3 separate regions of the Homo sapiens genome follow, and regions 2 and 3 are each linked to region 1. A link is a contact called in ENCODE Hi-C or POLR2A ChIA-PET data. All regions are on one chromosome and are shown on one strand. The core of a region is the stretch at or near the end of the contact, and the rest is flanking DNA. Distances in the headings are between cores, read along the strand shown.

Region 1 (2,700 bases), core at 145-2,644:
GATTTCCGTGAGTTCATGGAGAAATGTTAATTCACATTTTCTTTTACTTCTGATGTATATTATTCCTCTGTCTTTGTTTGTTGTCATTGTTCTCTTTTTGGGGAATTATTGTTCATGTTAATGAGGATTTGCTAAGAGCTGTGTGGGGAAGGGACAGATTGAGGTGGGGCGGTCTCCTGAACTCAGGGGTTCTGGAAGGACTTTCTCATGGATGCAGTGTCCTCTGTGCAAGGACCCAGTGTCTGCTCACTAATCTCAATGGGCCATTCCAAGGAAAGCAGGCCCATGTGGTTTGTAGCAAAGCCTGGATGTTCGAGTATATTTGGGGTAATAGAGCAGCTCATACTAAGCTGACTGCCACATGCTTTGCAGAAATTCTAGGCATCTTGATGATCTCCCCCCCGCCTGGCTCATCCAAAATGCCAGGTGTGGACACCCTAGCCAGGACCCTTGATTGCACCCCTTAGGGCTGTGCTACCCTTTTATGGGAAACTGTCAGCTGGAAATGACCTGTGGGGTTGCATATGCTTCTTGGTGTTATGTCCCAGTGTGATCCAAAATGTATTGTCTTTTGCAGTTATTATTTTTAACCTATGGTTTTGCATGTATTTTCAAGGAAATTGGTTTCTTCTCTATTGCTCATTCTTTTTGTCATTTTCAGTTGGCCATTGGGGAAGGAAGTGAATCTGGATTAGAATTCTAAAATAATTTTTTTTTTCTTTGAGACAGGATCTCACTCTGTCACCCAGGCTAGAGTGCAGTGGTGCATTCTTGGCTCACTGCAACCTCTGCATCCAGGGCTCAAGCAATCCTCCAACCTCAGTCTCCAAAGTAGCTGGAACCAAAAGTGTGCACCACCATGCTGGGCTAATTTTTTTTTTTTTTTTGTATTTTTGGTAGAGACAAGTTTTCGCCACATTGTCCAAGCTGGTCTTGAACTCCTGAGCTCAAGTGATCCACTCGCCTCGGCCTCCCAAAGTGCTGGAATTACAGGTATGAGCCACCGTGCCCAGCCTACATCTTATTCTTTTAAAAAAATCCAATTTAACACCTTAACCACATAGCTGTATATTTAAAATATGTTAATTAGTAAGATATTAGCAACCCAAATCACAAGAGATACAGAATAAAGAGAAAGGTACTGAAAGCATGAAAAAAAGGTACTTAAAGCATTTAAACACAGACATCATTTTTTAAATCATGAGTTAGAAAATTAGATATGAAAAAGAAAAAAAGGTTAGTTTGGGATTGCTTCAGAGACACAAAACTAGTTAAAAACACACTGGTCCCAGCTATGTTCATAGTGTTCTCCATTGCTCATAAAAACTGCCTTCAAGAAGTGGTGATGATGTAGTTCTGGGGGAGAAGCAGCCGATGCAATGGTAAGCAGACTCCCCCACGTATGAAGTCATCTGCATTGCGTGGCTGGATGAACATCTGCCACATAAACTCTGCGTTGGTTGCAGTGTGCCACAAAAACATTCTTTGTTTCTCTCTGACCCCAGCTCTCATTTTGTGAGGTGAAGATTGGTTGACATAATGAGAACTTTCTGAAGTCATTTCACTGAGGACATTTAATACAACTTCTTTGCAAGCGATGTCATAGACTTCAGTGTCTTTGTCTGGCATGTGCTGTTGCTGCAACATGATTCACAGTGGATGGCGGGGGAGGAGCTGCAGGCGGCAGAGAGTAATCAAGCACTCATTTACGCGCCTCCTTCCTTTCGTCTTATCAAGCAGCTAAATGCCAGCTCAGAATCAGCCCACGCCACAGTCGTTTTCTGGACTTTCACTATTAAAATGTCCACTTACATAGGAAGAAAAAAGACAGTGACTCAAATCAGACTCAATGCCTGGTTTATAAATTAAGAAACAGCTATTTTGGCCCCCCAAAAGAAAACTACTTCTCTTTTCTCTTTTTTCAGAAATGCAAACTATGAGTTTTATGAAAACTACAATTTCATTTTATGAAAGGGTAGTCAATTCCATTACGTCTTTCAAACCCATTGGCAAAACGTGTAAAAAGAATTGGGGTTAAAGTGGGAAAAATCTTACCCAGTTCTGGATTTTAAAGCAATCACAAATTAGTACAATGTGAACTAAAGAAGAGCCCAAAGCTTTTGGTTCTAAGGAATTAGAGAATCTTTCTGTTTCCACTAAAGTGAAAGCATGTTCCAATGATGAACCTCCAGCTGCATAGGTGACAGTCTTTCCTTATTCAATCCCTGAATTTACCTTACATAGTAGGTGGACGGCCACCCAAAGATATCAGGTCCTAGTCCCTGGAACCAGTAAATGTTACCTTATAAAGAAAAAGGGTCTTGGCAGATGTGGTTAAGAATCTTGACATGAGGAGGTTATCCTGGATTATCTGGATGGGCTGTAAATGCCATCACAAGTGTCGGTAAAAGACGGGGAGATGACACACGCAGAAGAGAAGGCCATGTGAAGACAGAGGTGGAGACTGCAGTGATCTGGCCACAAGCAAAGGAATGCAAGCAGCACTGCAAATTGGCAGGGAAACCTTGATTTCAGCCTACTGAAACTGATACTGAACTTCTGACCTCCTGAACTGTGAGAGAATACATTTCTGTTTTTTTTTGTTTTTTTTTTTTGAAATGGAGCTTCACTCTGTCACCCAGGCTGGAGTGCAGTGGCGCAATCTCAGCTCACTGCAACCTCTGCCTCCCCAGTTCAAGT
Region 2 (2,700 bases), core at 72-2,571, 350 kb before region 1:
ACTCGGAAGGCACAGCACAGCCCCGCCGCATTTATAAGTGAAAAGGGAGACCCCACTGTGATGGGGATCCTTCTGCCATTCCCCCAAGACCCCGGGATTGATGAGAGGCATTCAGAACTGCAAGGGGCATGAGGGGGCTGTCATGTCCTTGTCTGGGCGGCCTCCCAGGCTCAAATTGCTGCCTGAGAACAGGTGGCAGAACATTCCTGAATATTTAACCCTTGGCTCGCAAGAGTGCAGGAATGACAGTTCTGTGCCTGAGGAAAAGATTCGTGTCACTCGCACCTCACTTAGGACAACTCGTGCTTTACAGAAATTTACTAATGTTAAAGAATGATTTGTGGTTTCTTTGCTCAAATACAGGAAACTGACTTTTCTCAAAAATGAACTCTCCCTACCAATCTGCACCATGAAATTATTTCAGCAAACAAAAAATAATGGTTGCCCATCACCGCACACTGCGTGTGACTCAGCCATCACTCACAGGCAAAGAAGGGTGTTCTCTCCTCTCCCTGTCAGTTACTAATTCTCTGTAAATGACCATTTGACATCCTGGCCGGGGAGGATTCAGATCAGAGATGACTTCCCCACTGCCACAAAGTATGGTTCTGGGAAGGACAACCAGCCCCAAGGCCACGAAGATTCTGAAAAAGTTTCTTCTCATTTGAAGTCCAGTATTTCCTCGGCCCCATTTTTCTGTTAAACAATCCTTTTCCCTTGGAGATTGCTAAAGCTTAGCTCCAGGGCCAGCCTAAGCTCCAGCAGAACTGGGAGCGTCTCCTGTGTCTACATAGCTCCCTTCCCTCCTGCCTTCCTACTATCAAAGGAGAAACAGCGTGTAATTTGATTTTTTCCCCTTCTCCTCACTTGCCATACTGTGTTCTTTGCCTGGGCCTGTGCCTCTCCTTGCAGAGGCTGTGGACAGGAGCACCGAGAGCCACTTCCTGGAGCATGCTCCCCACCCCCGCAGCCTGTGGCTTCAGCCTCTGCTTCTGCAGACAGCGGTGGAGGAAGTCAGGACTGTCCCTTCTGACCTGAACACCTACCTCCAAGTCCTCCCTGTCGCCACAGAGACCCGGCAATGCAAGTGAGTCCTGTTTGACCTCGTCAATCATCGCAGACTGTAAAGGTGACTCGGATGCTCAAGAAACGAGCATACCCAGCAGTGGGCCCCAGACTTCTCGCAGGCCCAGGTCCTCCTGGGTGCACAGAGACCTACCAGACAACGGTCCGGCTGCACTGGTGTTGTGAGATGCCTGTGTCAGAAGACACTGAGTTCCTCACTCGCCTCCTATCATGCCGATGATCACAGGAGAAAGAGCAGGGCACATGCATGCCAGCATGCTGAAGGGAGGCCAAAACCCATGCTTGAAAACCACAGGTCCTGTTCTAGGAGCAGGAGATATATTTAGCCAAGCAGGATGTTTGTGGGTAAACCAACATTTTGCTGTAAATAAAATTCTGCAAACTCGGGACTTTGAGAATTGCAGAAGCTTACTTTGCCTGCGTATTGGCAAGAGAGCTATTTTCCTAACACAAGCTCACCATGACCCTCATTCAGAGATGCGCTTGACGCCGAGGGTGGTGCCTTTTCGCTAAGGGGTGCTGTCAGGGGATTGAGTAGGAGCCTGAAGAGCTAGGAGTATCTTCTCCCTGGGCAGACCAGCAGGCAGACCCTGTCCCTTCACACTACAGTGGCACGTGATGGGCCCCACTGCCCACCTGGTTCTGGTGTCCAGGCTGAAGTCCTCGTGTGACACTCCAAACTGTTCTGGCAAGGAAGGCTCACGGGTTCTGACCTACACTCTGAAACTGACCAGTAGTGATAAACTCCGCATGGACTTCAGCCATCATTGCGTACGTAAGAAATACGTGTTGCACACAGAGTGCTTCTCTACATTCCCAGGTTTGCCACTCCCCGACTTTTGCTGAAGCAGGTTTCTACTCCATCAGTCCCACAGATGTGTTCACAGGGCCAGCACTGAGTGTGGTGCTGGGGAAGGCATGTGCTTGGAGGCAGCCCTGTGAGATGGCACAGCCTAGGGGAGGAGTCGTGGTGGGGAAGACCCTGGCCACGCATGATAGAGGAAGCGTGGCCACACAGTCTTTGCTGTCCCTGCCACAGCATGGTGCTGTAAGTCTCCTCCTTCCGAGTCTGTGCAGACTTATGTGACACATTTGACCCAACAGAAATGCAGCATTTGTGGTGTGTGAAAGTTCCAGACCAGGCCACAGCGAGCTCCGTGGCTTCGGCTGTGTCTCCTGGAGCACTTGCTCTCAGGACCCCCTCTCTCAGAGCCCAGGCACCACGCCGTGAGAGAGCCCCAGCCACAGAGACAGGCTACGTGTAGGTGCTTTCATCAAAGTGCCACCTGTGCCTCCCCGCAGCAGTGTCAGGCCACCAGCTTGGACAGGCAGCTCCAGCCTCCAGTGGAGGCTTCAGAGGACAGCATCAAACAGCATCCACAAAGGAGACCCACCTTGTGAAAAGCGCCTAGCCAAGCCCTGCCCAAATCCCTGGCCTGTGCAATTGTGAGCAAAGCAATTCAATTTGGAGTGGTTTTATGCTGCAGTAGGTGACCAAAGCACTATGGAAGTGAATATCAGGAGCCCCTCACTGGGATGTCAGAAGACATTCAAGGAAGGTTTCCTGGAAGATTTAGTACCTCAGGTGGTACAGGAGAAGGTGAGATGGAGAGA
Region 3 (2,700 bases), core at 42-2,541, 370 kb before region 1:
GGGGGAAAAGAGGCTGGAGGACAGACATTAGTGTGGCCACCACTGGCATCTCTTAAGACATGATGTTGGCCCAAGCTGGGGTGGGGTTGGGGTTGACAAGAGAGGTGGTTGCTACCAAGGCAGTAGCAATGATGACATCTGGTGAATAGTTGGATGTGGCACATTAATGGAGATGGAAGAGCCTAGATTTAGGCTTAGGCAACTTGACGGAGAACCCAGGAGGGAAGCAGGATGGCAGAACGGAGATGGGGCCCAGGGTCAGCCCCGGGGGGCATCCAAGGGACACCATGTGGCTGCTGGACCTGCAGGTCTAGCCCTCCTGAGAAAGGCAGGCCTGGGGCAGGAGGAAGATGGAGATCATCAGCTCTCATCACCAGGATCACGAGGCAAAGCAAGGAGCCCTGAGAACCCAGCATTTCAGGAGTAAATGAGAAATAAAAACTTACTGATTGTATGAACTAGGAAGAAGAAACCCAAGAGATAGTGACATCGGAGAAAGTGAAAGAAAAGAGCATCTCAAGGTGCATGATGAAATATGCATTTGGATACAGTATGCACGCACTGCATAGTATGAACATTGATAAGTACAATGATGGAGAAAGCAGGAAAAAAAGCAAGGACAAAAAAACCTTAGCATTAGCCTGGCCAACATGGCGAAACCCTGTCTCTACTAAAAATACAAAACTTAGCTGGGCATGGTGGCACATGCCTGTAATCCCAGCTACTCAGGAGGCTGAGGCAGGAGAATCGCTTGAACCAGGAGGAGGTTGCAGTGAGCTGAGATAGCGCCACTGCACTCCAGCCTCAGGGACAGAGTGAGACTCCATCTCAAAAAAAACAAAAACAAAAAACAAAACAAACAAACAAAAAAACCTTAGCATTATGCACTCTTTCATTAAAATTTATTTTTATTTCATTTTTTAAAATGTCAGTCACATCTTATTAAATTAAGTCCATGACCATTAAGGGGTCCCAATCCACACTGTGGAAAATGCCCCGGCCTGTGCTCAAACCACCAGCTCAGCCTGCGCATACCAAGGGCCTCGCACCCTGGTGCACTGCCCTCACAGTGTGAAACAGCAGATGGGGCAGAGTTCTCTGGCTGGGCCCAATTGGGCAAAAGAAGGGAAGATGCAGAGATGAGAGGCAGAAAGAGGATGTGCCTGAAGCTGAGGGCTCACTTGATTAAGTTGCTTACTTTTCATCTCATACTTCTAGTTGATCTAAAAATCCGCATAGCTAAACGCCACGTAGCTGAGCAGTACTCACTAAACTCCCACTGACTTCCTTACACTGGCTCTGACTATAGGTCACTATAGTAACCAGCACTTAGAGTTGTTTTTCAGGAACTATGGGCAGTACTTGTCCAGTTCAAGCTCATTGAGTCCACCAGCCCTTCAGCTGAACCTGTGTGGGTGTCCAAAGAGTGACCTTTTGACGTCAGAGGGCTAAAATCTCCACCCTTAGATCAGGTTAGTGCCACCCTTTTCTGCATGTGTCCGGTGAAGAACCGTGCAGCCCCACCAGGCTTGCATGAACTCCCATTACCTCCCCCTTCACCTCAAGACCACTTGGGTTTCTAGCCCATAAGTACCCTCACGTCCTATTTTTAGAGAGGCAAATTTGAGACCTGTCCTCCCGCCTCCTCTCTTGACTGCCTCGTGAATAAACTCCTACTCTTTTGCAAAATCCATAAGTCACAGTGATCGGCTTACTGTGACATGCCCACAGGGGCAGCAGCCGTGTAGGAACAGTGACCTGCATGCAGGCTGTGCCCCTAAGTGCAGGGACAGCTCCGTGTTGTCCCTCCTGCTGAGATCCTCAGGTTGTTCTGTTTCACCTGCACCAGTGCCCCTCAAGTGTGCCTGAGCTCATAGCACTTTGCTGCCATGAGGCCCCCCAAATTCACCTGGAGAGCCTGTCCTAACTTCAAATCCTGGGGTGGGTGGTCCCTCTGTCCACAAGAGCCCCGACTTCTTTTACACCTCGGTAGCACCCACCTAGGCCCAGGCACCAGCTCAAGGCTGGGAGAGGAGGCAGCTTTGCCAACCTCACTACAGAAAAAACAAAAACTAACAAAAGAAGCCTGTGTACTCCCTAACCCCAGGCAAAGGCCCCTCCTGAGCATCCATTCATATAGCCACAGGGAAGGCTTAGCTGCTTCTTTGCATCTGCCTTTCTGGGCTGTTTGTTTGTTTGTTTGTTTGTTTGCTTGCTTGCTTGCTTGCTTGCTTGTTTTTAATCTCATTGAGATTTTATGAGGAATTAGCTACAGTCCTCTGCTCTACCAGCTGAGCTATTGAAGGGACATCATTGAGCTTTTAAATGATCCGTAAGAAAGTTTTGGAGAAATTGAAGAGCAGCATGTAAACTTATATACTGGCTAACTTGTTAATGCATTCACACACACACACACACACACACACACACACACACACACATTATGTGGAAATGAGAACAAGCAATTGGGGAACATATTTCAGCAACTCTTCTTCCAGGTACAGAATTGCTCATCATGCAAGAGATGAATCATCAAGAAGCAGAAACTATCACAGTTTTCAGTTAAACTTTCTTGCACTCTCTGCACTCTGCAAAGGTAAATGTGTTCTAAGTTTACATGTGAAAGTATTCATGGGGCTTCTAGGATATGTTTCAGTAAAATAGTAAAAATCTGCTTTCTCTCTCTCCCTCTCTCTCTCT

Evidence for each region. Hi-C counts contacts between places; a loop is a spot of excess contacts on that map. ChIA-PET counts read pairs that join two places held with the same protein, here RNA polymerase II (POLR2A). Pooled maps may share reads with other maps.
Region 2: a loop to region 1 is called in a pooled map, with 3 times the contacts of the local background. The contact joins the promoter of LINC02937 here to the enhancer-like site in region 1. A Hi-C loop is called at or near these places in 3 of 37 single-sample maps with no recorded cell type and 3 of 50 pooled maps. POLR2A ChIA-PET finds 5 or more read pairs at or near these places in 1 of 52 experiments (A549).
Region 3: a loop to region 1 is called in a map with no recorded cell type, with 14 times the contacts of the local background. The contact joins two enhancer-like sites. A Hi-C loop is called at or near these places in 11 of 37 single-sample maps with no recorded cell type and 5 of 50 pooled maps. POLR2A ChIA-PET finds 5 or more read pairs at or near these places in 3 of 52 experiments (A549, activated CD4-positive, alpha-beta T cell and activated CD8-positive, alpha-beta memory T cell).

What each region holds. Positions count from the first base shown.
Region 1 is chr9:91,513,762-91,516,461 of GRCh38, forward strand. No RefSeq gene overlaps it. Among named protein-coding and RNA genes, the nearest start is that of NFIL3, 91 kb to the left of the region's middle. RefSeq lists an enhancer at 989-2,188. Within about 2 kb of position 1,395, at least 3 of the 41 ENCODE cell types and tissues checked have a DNase peak (open chromatin) inside an H3K27ac peak, as active enhancers do.
Region 2 is chr9:91,161,959-91,164,658 of GRCh38, forward strand. LINC02937 (long intergenic non-protein coding RNA 2937) reads right to left here and starts at 1,322. Exons shown (of 6, transcript NR_184105.1): 1 at 1,047-1,322. All of the region lies in intron 2 of LINC00484 (long intergenic non-protein coding RNA 484), which reads left to right. RefSeq lists an enhancer at 1,282-1,331.
Region 3 is chr9:91,145,405-91,148,104 of GRCh38, forward strand. The region is part of intron 1 of LINC02937 (long intergenic non-protein coding RNA 2937); the gene reads right to left. All of the region lies in intron 2 of LINC00484 (long intergenic non-protein coding RNA 484), which reads left to right. Among named protein-coding and RNA genes, the nearest start is that of LINC02937, 17 kb to the right of the region's middle. RefSeq lists enhancers at 1,357-1,924, 2,332-2,451. Within about 2 kb of position 1,292, at least 3 of the 41 ENCODE cell types and tissues checked have a DNase peak (open chromatin) inside an H3K27ac peak, as active enhancers do.